2 separate regions of the Mus musculus genome follow, and region 2 is linked to region 1. The links are chromatin loops, found by intact Hi-C in ENCODE. Cell type or tissue: heart. All regions are shown on one strand. Links, peaks and the distances in the headings refer to the core of each region. The heading gives the core; the rest is flanking DNA.

Region 1 (6,699 bases), core at 1,826-4,325:
TTCCTAAAGCTTATAAACACCTTCAGCAAAGTTAGTGGATACAAAATTAAGACAAAGAAGTCATTAGCCCTCCATTATACAAATGATAAATGGATTGAGAAAGAAGTTAGGAAGACAGTACCCTTCAAAATAGCTAGAAATAATATAAAATATCTTGGTGTAACTCTAACCAAGCAAGTAAAAGATCTGTGTGATAAGAACTTCAAATCAAGAATGAAGAAATCAAGGAAGATATCAGAAGATGGAAAGATTGTCCATGCTCATGGACTGTAGAATTAATATAGTGAAAATGGCCATCTTACCAGAAGCAATCTATAGAGTCAATGCAATTTCCATCAAAATTCCAACATAATTCTTTACAGAACTTGAAAGAGCAATTCACAACTTCATATGGAAAAACAAAAAAACAGGATAGTTAAAACAATCCTGAACAATAACAGAATCTCTGGAGATATTATCACCTCTGACTTCAAGCTGTACTACAGAGCAATAGTAATAAAAACTGAATGATATTGGTATAGAAACAGACAGGTTGATCAATGAAATAGAATTGAAGACCCAAAAATAAACCCACAATCTACGGACACTTGATTCTTTTTTGACAAAGAAGTCAAAACCACACAATGGAAAGGGGAGAGCACCTTCAACAAATGGTTCTGGTCTTAACAGGATGCCTATATGTAAAAGAATGCAAACAGATCCTTATTAATCACCCTGCACAAAATTCAAGTCTAAATGGATCAAAGACCCCCAACATCAAACCAGATACACTAAATTTAATAGAACATAAAGTGAGGACTAGCCTTGATGGAGCTTGGGGAGTCTTATGGAAGAGTTAAGGGAAGAATTGAGGAACCCAAAGAGTATAGGGACTCCACAGAAAGACCAACAGAAATAACTAACCCTTGGGAGCCCCCAGAGACTGAGACACCAACCAATGAGTGAGCACAGGCTGGATCCAGGCCCCCTGCACATATGTAGCAAATGCACAGCTTGGTCTTCACTTGGGTCTCCCAACAAGTGGAACAGGGGCTGTCCCTGCCTACAGAAGTCTAACATAACTGTCCTCTGAGAGGCTCCACCCAGCAGCCAATGCAGGGAGATGCAGAGAGTCACAGCCAAACATGAGATGGAGCTTGGGGAGGCTTATGAAGAATTTGGGGGCTGGGGGAATTAAGGTACCCAAAGAGGACAGGGAGTCCACAGAAAGACCAACAGAATCAACTAACCTGGACCCTTAGGGGCTCCCAGACACTGAACCAACTGACAACCAAAGAGGAAGCACAGGCTGGACTTAGGCTTCCTGCACATATGCAACAGATGTGCAGCTTGGTCTTCTTGTGGGTCCCCCAACAACTGGAGCAGGGGAAGTCCCTAAATCTGTTGCCTGCCTGCCTGCCTGCCTGCCTGCCTGCCTGCCTGCCTGCCTGCCTGCCTGCCTGCCTGCCTGCCTGCCTGTATATCCTATTCCCCTAACTGGGCTGCCTTGTTTGGCTTTAGTGGGAGAGGATATGCCAAAGGTGGAGTTGGGGAAGGGGAGTGAGGGGGTCGGAGGTGAGGGGATGGGAGTGGTGGAATAGGGTAGATAGTGGGAGGAGGGTGAAATGGGAGAAAGGCTTCATGAGGGGATAGTGGGAGGAGAGGGGCACTGATATTGGGATGTAAAGTGAATAAATAAGTAAAATTTTAAAAACAAATGCATAAATAAAGAGAAATTAGGCAAGGTACTCCTAAGTATCCAATGTGTAAAAGAAAAAAAAATCCAGAAGTAAAATAAGAAAATAAGTTGAGACGAAGGAAGACGAGGTTTACTGAACCTCACAGTTTATAGGAAAGAAGTATTCTCAAGAAACTGTATCTGAAAAGATCTAAAGGAAGAGGAGAACAGAGAGGAAACAAAGAGGATAAGAAGGGGGGAACAGTGTGTAGGAAAGAGGAAGGGGAGGGAGTGAGACCGCCTCAACTACCAGTTAGGAAATAGGCTTTTGATGATGTGTTTTGGCCAGCGTTTTCGAAATTTTATAGTTTTAATAGGTAGAAATCAGGCATCTTAGGGGCCTTGTAAAATTACACATTCCCATTCTTCAAACTACTTCAGCAACACTGGATAGGCAGCTATTATAAAACCAACAATTCACCCTTACAAAGAGGCTGGCCACAGAGCGGCTGGAGGCTGCCGCAGCAAGGTCAGCGGGGCTTCCTCCTGCCTCACTCTGAGACTGAAAATGGAAGGCGAGAAGCCACTTCATCCTAGCTGTGTCCTGCTGAAAGTCTGATTTAGATAGTCGGGGGGAAGTACATTTCAAGTTCAATGCTATTTAGTTTTCCAGCAGACAAACTCCGTCAAACATATTTGAAGGTTCAGCACCCACATTGAATTTCAGATGCCTCTGAAAAATAATGTGTGTGAAAAGTAAATCTGTTTGCCGGTGATAAGATCCAGCTGGCGATTTGGTAAACAACATTTCAGGGGCCGGGCCCCTCCCACGCTAAACACAATGTTGTTCACCTCGTTATCTGGAATGTCTATAAGAAATCCCACTGTCAGTTTATAAATCTCTCAGCTAGCCCACTGAAATAATCAGAAAAGTTAAATGATCCTTTACTCTGTGGTGAAGAGGAAAACTCTTGGGTATAATGGGGCTCAGGCGGTGTTTCTCTCTTGAACTTAATTGTCTTCTTAATGTGCCTGGGAAGGTGAGAGAAAGGTCCTGCATGAAAGACCGAATTTAAAGCAATAAAACAAAGAGAATTCACATTTTCTTCATAAAAACATGATTTTTTTCTAGCTTTTATTTTTACATACTAATTATCTGATTAGTTTCATTATGACATTTTCATATATTATATACATATGTGACCTAATACATTATATATACTATATAGTATATATTAAATTATATATTATATAACTATGCATATTGAGCATATTATATATAATTATATTTTATATATGTATGGATTGTTATATATGTATATAAAATATTATACTTACACATAATTATATATAATGTATATTATATATAATATATTAGGTCATATACAACTGGCTACTCACTCTCATTTCCTTTTCCTACTTTCACTGTCTCCTTACTCTTCCCAACTAGTTCCAATGTCCCTCTTCTCCTTTCTTGTCTTTAAGAAACAAACAACTGATTTTTTTAATATTTTATTTTATTTTTTCCGTTTTTATTAATTATTTTATGTATTTACATTTCAAATGTCATTCCCTTTCCTGGTTTCCCCTCCAGAACCCCCTTCCCCCCTCCCCCTGCTTCTATGAGGATGCTCCCCCTCTCACTCACCCACTCCCACCTCCCCCACACTGGCATTCCTCTACACTAGGGAATCATTGATGGAGATGATCATGAGAAGACAGGAAGGGGATGATCTTGCCATAGATGAGGAGCAGCCAGCCGAGGTGTAGGACGCTCTCAAGACCTCACTTCAGAAGAGGCAAATTTGTCCCTGTGATGTCACCGAGAAGGATGCTCTTCGTGGCACCGAGGCCTTGCAAAGTCTAACTCCCTGAAGAATGGAGAATACACTCTGCCCCTGCTATATCAGTGAGGCCATCTCCATGTTGATGTGTCTCCTGATTCAGCAGCTGTGTGTGCCTAGGACACCATACTGAATGTATGCCTGCAAATGTTTGGCACAACAGAACTTTAGTTTTAGATCAGTTTGCCTGGACTCTGCTTGGTTCAATATCCTCTATTCCTATACTGTCTAATGACCACACACTGCTTTCCAGTAAATCCTGATGTTGGGAGAGAGAACAATTGTCTCTCCCTTCAGTGAGAACTTTCTTATTCTTTGTCTTCTATCCCCCAAGCTTTAATTTATTATGACTCTTATCATCACACTGGACAGCAATGTCACCTACTGTTTAAGGAAACTTTCATTCATACGATAGTGTTTTCTTTAATCTGGAAAAATAGTGTATGCATCCATTTTGAGGACTCTCTTCACAGTTATCATTTTAGTATTCTCAGAGGAATTGGTTTAGAATTGGTTGCTGGCTTTGTAAAAATTTAAGACAATTTAACAATGAAGCCATTTGACCCAGAATTCTGACTCACCAGGAAACTTCCATAATAGTTTCAGGATATTGAAGAGGCATAGACATATTAAAGTTTTCTATTTCTTCCTAGATACTTTTACTATATGGGCATATCTAAGAATTTTTTTCATTGCAATTAGATTCAAAAACATATTGGCAAAATTTTGCTTTTTTCTATTAGCTTACTATTCTGAACGTGTCAGATTTTTACCACTGTAACAAATACCCAAGGAAGCAGGTTAAAGGGTAAGAGATGCATACTGGTCATGTTTTCAGAAGTTTCAGTTCAGGGTTGGCTAGCTTTGTTGCTTCAGGGTAATGGTGAGGTAGGAAATCAAGGTAGAGAGTTTGAGAGAGCAGTCTCGGAGCAATGGGTAACAGAAAGTGGGAGAGGGAGAAGGAGGAGAGAGGTAGGGAGAAGGGGGGAGAAAGGGAGGGGGAGAGAGAGAGAGAGAGAGAGAGAGAGAGAGAGAGAGAGAAACAGAGACAGAGCGACAGAGAGACAGAGAGAGAGGAGAGAAAGAGAATGCTTGTCTCAGTGATCTCTTCTTGCACTTTTACCCCACTGGGTCCTAGTCTATGAGCAGATACTTCTCACAGTCACATCACTTTCTATTTCTGTGTAAATGTTCTCAGACACATCCATAACAATGGATCAACCGTCAGCGTCACATCTTTATGTTTCTAATTTGGTAAGTGAAGACCCTTTTTAAAAAGTGAGCATCTTCCAATTTAGTTAGAAAGCACCCAGAACATCCTAAAGGCAAGAATGGGATGAATAAATGTGCACAAAATGATACATGAAGACCATGGCACATACAGCCAGAGAAAACAGGGAATAAAGACTATCTCCTAGGCAACTTGACATAAAGCCCCATACTATAGATTACTATATACTATATACTACTATATACTATAGATATCCTGTCCAGAGTTGCTGCTATTCAAAATGCTTGTCTGATTTTTTTTACCTCATAATGAGACATTTGAGACAAATATATCTCAAACAGCAATGTTAATATCAGCACAGTCACAAGCATGAGGCAGACTTTATAATCAACAGATAGAATATTTATAATAGTTATCAATGATACGTTAGGGCCCTTGTAGAAAAAGAAATTGATACCCAGAATCATAAACAAGTGATAAATATGGAACCTCTATGAAGGAATCAGTGTAAATGTTAGAACTCAACGCACTCCAATGCTGCTGGCAAGGCCTCGCGTGGGTACATCAGGAGAGCGGGTCCAGCCAGGACAAGAACTGGAGATCCAGGATAGACGAATGGGCTCTTACAAGCTAGAATGCAAAGACATAAAAGGCATGAATGTTTCTAATAGGGAACTATGAATTGCATCTGGTAGAATGGCCATTTTTATAATATTAACCCTACCAATCCATGAACAATGAGAGCTCTGTCAATTTTTCATATTCTTAAAGTTTTCATTGTGCAAGTCTTTTGCTTTTATTACGAGATTTATACCAATATATCTTTGAATCTGTTGTGAATTTGCTGTTATTTTCTGATTATTTCTAAATACGCTTGTTGTGTGTATGTAGAAAGGCTACTGAGTTTTGTGTGTTTGATTTACATCTTCCTTGTGTTTTTGTTTTTGTCAACTTCACAAAAGTTAGAATTATCTGGAGGAGGAACCTCAACTGAGAAAATACCTCCATCCATATTGTCTATAGGGAATTTTCTTTATTGGTGATTAATGTGAGTGGGCCTAGCCCATGGGTATGGGTGAGCTAACCTTGGGCATATGGTCCTAAGTTTTGTGGGGAAGCAGATTAAGCAACCAGAAAGAGTAGCCCAGTAGGCAGCACCCCTCCATGGTCTCTGTATCAGTTTTACGCCCAGTGCTCTGCCTGAGTTCCTGCCCCAACTTCCCTGCTGTAAGATTAAGTAAGCCCTTCCTTCCCTGAGCTGCTTTGGTCATGGTGCTTTATCACAGCAAAAGAAACTAACTATGCACTGCTAGCTTGCTGAGTGTGTTTATCAGCTATAGGTCATATCTGGAGTAGTCATTAGGCTCTTTTGTGTATAGGACTATATCAACTTCAAATAAGGATACTTTGACTCCTTCCTACTTGTATCACCTTTATCACCTTAATTCATCCCATTGCCCATCTAAGACTTCAATTACTACCTGAACAGGTAGTGGGAGAGTAGACATCCTTGTCTTGTTCCTTATTTTAGTGAAAATGATTGAAGGGTTTTGTGGGTTTTTTTTTTCCCATTTAGCAAGATGTAGGCTGCAGGCTTACTATATATTGTCTCTATTGTGCTGAGATACATCCCATGTACTTTCAGTTTTTCAAGGACTACTATGATTAAAGAATGTTGGATTGAGTAATAGAACATGGAAAAATCAAGCTGGTACTTACATGGAAACTTCATTCCTCCTGGCTGGCTGTCACAGTACTGGAACGTGCTCTGTCCCTCCATGCTACCAAGGAGAATAACGCTGGTAATAATCAGTGTTACCCAGATGTGAACCCTGTGAGTTACAATAATGACCAACCTTGCAATACATGCCCACTGGTGTAATAGTGACATATAGGTCATGAAAGTAACCAACCAGTTTCTAATGAGATTTACAGTCCTCTCCACAAGTTGAAACCCATATTTGGCA
Region 2 (6,699 bases), core at 2,434-4,933, 640 kb before region 1:
ATCCTGAGGTTCAGGGCATTCATCCTAGAGCTCTGACCGGTCAGTACCAGGGCTCTTTGTACAAGATCTTCATCTTCCCTAAGTGCCTTGGTTATCAGGCAGGCAGGGGTGGGGAAATGAAGACATACAAGCCATGACTCTTTATAAACTCAATGATACATTTCCCAAGAAAATGAAACTAAATGGAAAAACAACAGATAACATGGTATTTCTGCTGCAATCTTTTTAGACTCTGTGGCCCTAACATTATAATTTTGCCTTTACAGGTATAGAAAATGATGAAGAAATCAAGCAGTTAGATGAAGAGATCAAGGAGCTTAATGAGTCCAATTCCCAGATGGAGGCTGACATGATCAAACTCAGAACTCAGGTAACAGTTTGTGAAGCCGCAATTCTAGCTCCAGTGTGGAGCCCTGCTTCTTGTTCCTCTGTGGTTGCTGCTCCTGCTGTCATGGAGGAGTATCCCTGTGTGCCTAAGCTGGCATAGAATTCCTGTGAGCCTGCTGTATCTGCTTTCAGAGCATGGAGCTTACAGGCCTACGGCAGCATGCCTGGCTCCAGTTCTAGCTCTAGTGTGAAGCTTTTCATTCCAGTTCTCACATAGTCTCAAATCTCATACCAAGGTCAGACTGGAGTTCTAATCCTGTGATGATGCCTCAGTTCTAGTGTTAGCAATTCAGCCCCAACTCTGGGTCTGTTGTGGAGCATCTAGTCTGGCTTTAATAAGAAGCCTCTTCCCTGTTCTGGTTGTACTGAAGCGCTGTTGCTTAGAGAGGGACTGCAATCAGCTCCTGCCCCAGAGAAGTGTGCTTTCCTTGTTTTCCACTTCTCCCTGTTTGTTCCCCCACTGGGTGACTTTCCCTTCTACAGAATCGTTGCATGGAAATATTTGTTATAGCACAGAGGCCATGGGTTGTCCACCTACCTTTGTGTGCTTCTGTGTTCAACCAGGCCATTGGTGAATAGTCATTCCCATAGGATCAGCTGGTCTATGAAAGGTAGAAGGTGTGAGCTTTCTCTCAAGGTGTTTAGGCCCTTGTGTTATTGGATCATTTTGCATCCGTCTATAGCAGTAGTGGAAGCCCTAATATTTCTGAGATGCATTGCCTGTTGCCTGTGGCCCCAAGCATGTGGGCTGACAGGAAGCTGATCTTGGATTTCGATGTGAGTTCTCAGGGGTTTGTGGCCAACTGGGAAGGAGAAGGAGACGCGTCTTCTTGGGACACTCCCAGGAGTATCAACTAACAGAGGGGTCCTGCATGACAGTCACTATGGCACTTATTGTGGCAAGTGTCACCATGGATACACATGACATGCCATGTCCACTCGGCTCCTGGGTGAAGCACACAAGGCCACTTCATACTCCTGGGCTACACACTAACAGAGGACTTGAGGCAAGCCAGAGACAGGTTAAGGCTGAAGTCATTTCTGTCAGGATCACACAGGAACCAGGAATAGAGAAAGTCACAGCCAGTGCCCAGAGCTGTGGTTCTACCCAGGTGACTGGAGTTGTGCTCAGGAAGAGCCCAGACTTAACTTTGGCAGAGAACTGGACAGTGAAGCCTAGAACTTAAAGGGAAAAGTACATGCGAGCATTTCTCTGTCTCAAATACTTGCTAATTAAAAATTCCTTCCCCTGCCGTTCTGAGCACTGCCATGCACATTAATCTGTTTCTGTTGCTGATGCATGCAGTGCTATAGAAGAGCATGGTGTGAAGAAAGCAGGTCCATTGTCACTCATGGGTCTGGAGATCCAAGGCAGGGGCCAGCCTTCTTACTGATAGAATCCCCAGATGGTATGTCCTATCACATGGTGAAGGACAAAGTGTAGGGCATACCATCTGGGGATTCTGTCAGTAAGAAGGCTGTGTGTGTGTGTGTGTGTTAGTTAGTCTCTTTTCCTCCTATAAAACCACCAGGCTTCTAACATCCTCCTTGTGTCCACCTTGATGCCGCTGACCTTTTCTAATGCTGATCACCCACTCAGGCTCCATTGCTAATATCAATAATTAGATCTAAGTTTTCACCCTTATCACTCTTCACATCACAGTTGGTATTAACTGTCAGCATGTGAAGCCCAGGGACACTCAAATCCCATCCAAACCATGGTACCTTCTCTAATCAGAGACCACTGGTGTTAAATATCTAATATGTTCAGTTCACTGTCCACTGTAAGAATTCACTTTGAGGAACAAATCGTCCTGTTTCCATATGAGCAGGTGAGCCTAGCATTTGGTTATATAATTGAGCAGTGTTTCTGGTCAACTTGGTACAACCAAGATGACTTTTATGAGCCTGGATATCTTAAACGTTCCTGTGCTTTGCAGCTTTATACAGAAAGGACTCTTAGTAGGACTTTGGACCTATACAAACTTGGGTCAAAGATCCTGACTGCTCAGATAACTCTCTAGGAAAGGAAAATGACCAAAGACAAAGTACACTTCACCTCAATTCAGTTGTACTTAATGCAGCATAGGTATTGGAGCTCAAGGTATTTTGAGCGCCCAGCTGGGCACTCCCAGAACTTGAGTCTCAATTGACCAAGTTAAATACAACAGGTCCCATCCAGTCCAACTCAGTTCTCACCCACTGTATGTGACTTTTGAGAACTTACACAGTGACTCAGGCAGAGAGCTACGAAAATGATCTGAGCACACCTGGACCAAGGGAAACCTGGACAGAAGGTGAATATATGCCTGATAAAGAACAAGAAAGAGGAGACAAGACTCATGGAACAGGCATGGGAGGAAAGTAACATGGATGTAAGCTGCCACTGGGTGGTTGTTCTATGGCCCAGGAGAAAGTGGGTAGGCCATGGGTGATCATACGGGAACATTGTAGTACAGAAAATATAGGAGCAGAAGGAGGGGAGTTCAGATTACAGGCCGAAAAGAACTGCTCGCCTGTGGTCACCAGTTGGGCTGAGAAGCTTGGCTGAGGGGGGAGAAGAGAAAGAGATGCTAGAACATTAACGAGAATCATAGCCTCAGAGCAGACTGCTAATGAGAGATTACCTGCCATCTGGCCCTGTCCTTTCTAGCCTTGCCTTGGCTAAGTTGGCAGGTGTCAGCCCTGCAGCTGCTCTTCAGCTCCTGTGTTTCAGTGCTACTTGTCAGATTGTGGTTTCGTCTCTCTGTGATCTAAAACTCTCTGTAACTCAGTGTAGACCCTAAACGCCTCTCTCGATCCCACTTCAGTGTCATGTGGTGGTAGATGCAGAGGAGCACATTACTATGGAGCTTTCCCCAAGTCTTGCTCCCCCAGTGACCTCATACTTGGTATATGTCCCCCCATCCTGTACATCTTCTGCATGTGTGTGTGAAGGAAGCCACACCGGCTTTGAATCTCAGCAGCCAGCAACCATAGAACAAATGATCTGGTGTCCGGACCCCACAGCCTGTGCCATAACAGTTCTATTCCAGGTGAAAGTGGCACAAGACTCTAGCAGCTGCCTTATAGCTCTGTACGGTACTGTGCATGAGTTAAACACTGTGAATGCATCACAGGATGATGTCATCCTTTTGGGTTTACAGTAGCCATTGAAAGAAGAGTCTCACATGTCTCGCAAAACTGGGCCATGAACTGTCTTTGGTCTTAATAACTCCTGACAGAGGCCATCCTAGAAAACAGTTAGGCTGGAGGCAGATGGAGCCAGTCAGACAGGCAGACATGAGACTTGCTCAGCAAGAGTGTGCTTACCCTTTGAAGAACTCCATCTTGGTTATCCTCATAACCTTTGATCATGATCACAGAGGATCTGAGGGCCCCTAGAGTTCAAACCCGTGGTACCTGGGTAAAGAGCCAGTGTTCTTCCCCAAGGCCCAAAACAGGCACATTCTGACCCAGTCCTCAGCCTGCAGCCTGGCTCTAGAGGTGGTACAGGCTCTCTGCAGACCACTGCTGAGGAACAGGGCTTTTAGAAGCCTGGGTGGAGGTAGAGATGCCCTCTGTATACTCTTCCTGTAGCACTATGCCTGCGAAAATGGCCACACTATGTTCAATGGCTTTGACACCTTCAGTGGAATTAAGTACCCTAGAAAAACAGAAATCTTGCTGCCAGTGTATGTAGAGGCTCTTGTTTACCTAAAGAACAAGAAAACTATAAAAATAAGGAAAACAACTAGGGAAGGCAGGGCTCCCTAGCTTGAGTGGACTTCCAGGTTCACAGTGCCTTAACACAGGCCTTGGGCATGCAGATCTGAGTTCACAGGAGAAAATGAATTCTGGGCCCACTTGGAAGTTGGAAAGTCAGATAGTTGAGAGGAAGAAAGCCAGGCCGTGAGACTGAGAGAGCCCCACAATTCTATGTCTGTGTATCCAGACACCCTCTAAATGTCCCACTCACTATTCTGAGTGGTCTAGGTATCCTTCTAAGTGGCCCGGGCCCATCTGAATGGCCTAGGACTAGGTGGGTTACTCCATACCTGGAGACTGAAATTTCTAGGCCACACTTGCAGCTCAAGGTCCTCTAATTGGGACTTGCACTGGAGTTTTCTACAATCCCCATAGTTTCCTTCACTGATGCTTAGTGGCATTGACACATGAGGGTTTTTTTGTCTTGAAAACAGGGTAGCTCTATAGATTCTTCTTGGAGGGTGGATGCTCCTCACAGCTCCTGGAAATGACAGGGTAACTTTCGCTAGAAAGACCCTTTAGCCCTACCTTTAGACACATGAGTGGGAAATGCATGTTAGAGGGGGAAATTATCTGAAATAGCCCTATGAATGCTGGAAACCACTATTCATTTAAGAGGAAAAGAGTAAAGAGGAGAGATGGGGGCTGGCACGGGCTTCTGAAACCTCAAAGCTTATCTCCCCCACTCCCCCAGTGATATAGCTCCTCCAAGACCACACCTCCTCCAACAAGACCACACCTCCTAATCCTTCTCAAGCAGTGCCACTCTCGGGTGACTTCAAATATGGGAGCCTGTGGGGCCATTCTTACTCAAACCACCACGGGTGGAAACATTAATTTGACAGAAAAAATGCTAGAGGGTTGACCAGGATGTACAGGGGAGGAAACCATATGGCATCAAGAGATCCCCCAGTAGGACGAAAAGAATCATGTTCATTCAGTGGAGAAGTCCCACTAACACTGCTGCCCTGCTCAGTGTCTCTTCATAGGCCCTGCCTGTAGATGAGAGGTGAGAGCCTGGAACTTAAACCAAGTGCAGGTAAAGGATAACAAGCAAAGGAGTCAAGTAGAGAGTCAGGGGAACACTCAGGAGACAGGAGCTCAGTGTATGGGGCACACGCAAGTCTCCAGCTCTCCCAGACTTCTTAGAACAGTGTGTCTTACCCTGTGGGTCGAGACCCTTTTGGAGATCAAATGAGCCTTTCACAGGGTTGCCTAAGGCCATCAGGAAACAAAGATATTTGCATGATGATTCATAACAGTACTAAAATTACAGCTGTGAAGTAGCCACAGGGATAACTTGATTGGGATCACCACACGTGAGGAACTGTATTATAGGTTACAGTGTTAGGGAAGGTGAGAACCACCATCTTAGGAAAAGGAAGCTGAACCAAGAGACCAGTCAGAGCTCTACCTGCATACATTTACTACTCACCTGCAGGGACCCAGAGCGCCTGTCACGGCAGACTGTAACACCACAAAGAGAAATTAACATCATCAATGTTAAAGAACTAACATTATTCCCCACAGGACACAGGGGCAGATGGGGCAAATGAGAGCATCCAGACCCGAGAGCCTTCAATGACGAGAGAGCAAGCAGTCAGTCAGAATACCTCCATGGTCGCTGTAGCTAGTACCATGTGTTCAAATATAAAGAATCAAAGACACAAATTCAGGTCCCCAAGGTGCAGCCTCTGCTTGAGCAGAAAGCTTCTGTCCTTGTCCCCTCAGCCGGTGTGCACGCTCCCAACAGCCAACCTCATGTTACATGTCACCCATATGTGTGATTTCAGATCACCACAATGGAGAGCAACCTGAAGACGATTGAGGAGGAGAACAAAGTCATTGAACAGCAGAATGAGTCGCTCTTGCACGAGTTGGCCAACCTGAGCCAGTCCCTGATCCACAGCCTCGCCAACATCCAGCTGCCTCACATGGTAAGTCACTAGGCGTAGGTGAGCGCCTCGGAGCCTCCGCAGTCCACCTCACTGAGTAGATGTCTGTGTCATTGTCTGTGGTCCTTCAGCTTTTGGTTGTTTTTGGTCACCACCCTGAAACCATACCGTTAACCACTAGAAACATTGGTGGGGCTGATCGCATAACGTTAAGTGTGCTCTGAGTAGGCCTGTTAAGTATTATGGAAACAGTGGCTCTATGCTATGATACTGTTTTATGCTTTTGTGAATATACTATTCAGAAAATGAAAGTTGTATATGAACTACTATTTAATATCTCGTAGGATCCAATCAATGAACAAAATTTTGATGCTTACGTGACTACTTTGACGGAAATGTATACAAATCAAGATCGTTATCAGAGTCCAGAAAATAAAGCCCTACTGGAAAATATAAAGCAGGCTGTGAGAGGAATTCAGGTCTGAACAGCTGCTCTAGTGGTGACTCATGCTTAAAAAGGATGCCTCTTGTTTCTTGCTGCTGTAACTTACCAGAAAGTGTTATATATTTATTTCTGTCGGAACAGTGTTATGCTACAAGACTTCATAATGGTTTTGTGTGCTCTCGAGAGAGTACCTGCAGACTAGTTTTGGATACATTCACATTTTGT

The links. Peaks named below come from ENCODE experiments on the same cell type or tissue, not always from the same donor. Only the 100,000 strongest peaks of a DNase experiment are listed, where the experiment ranks them.
Region 2: it touches region 1 in a loop (5-fold over the local background); 4 of 42 quality-filtered maps call a loop at or near these places.

What each region holds. Positions count from the first base shown.
Region 1 is chr12:30,559,276-30,565,974 of GRCm38, forward strand. It overlaps Gm32259 (a long non-coding RNA gene), which reads right to left. Exons shown (of 4, transcript XR_872635.1): 2 at 6,452-6,513; 3 at 5,263-5,362; 4 at 3,330-3,642. Among named protein-coding and RNA genes, the nearest start is that of Gm32259, 15 kb to the right of the region's middle. In heart, for the core only: no CTCF peak of the experiment used is centred there; no DNase peak of the experiment used is centred there.
Region 2 is chr12:29,913,968-29,920,666 of GRCm38, forward strand. It overlaps Myt1l (myelin transcription factor 1-like), which reads left to right. Exons shown (of 25, transcript NM_001093775.1): 23 at 267-370; 24 at 5,928-6,071; 25 at 6,374-6,699. The coding sequence ends at 6,514. Gm46346 (a long non-coding RNA gene) reads right to left here and starts at 1,325. Exons shown (of 2, transcript XR_003950176.1): 1 at 926-1,325. In heart, for the core only: no CTCF peak of the experiment used is centred there; no DNase peak of the experiment used is centred there.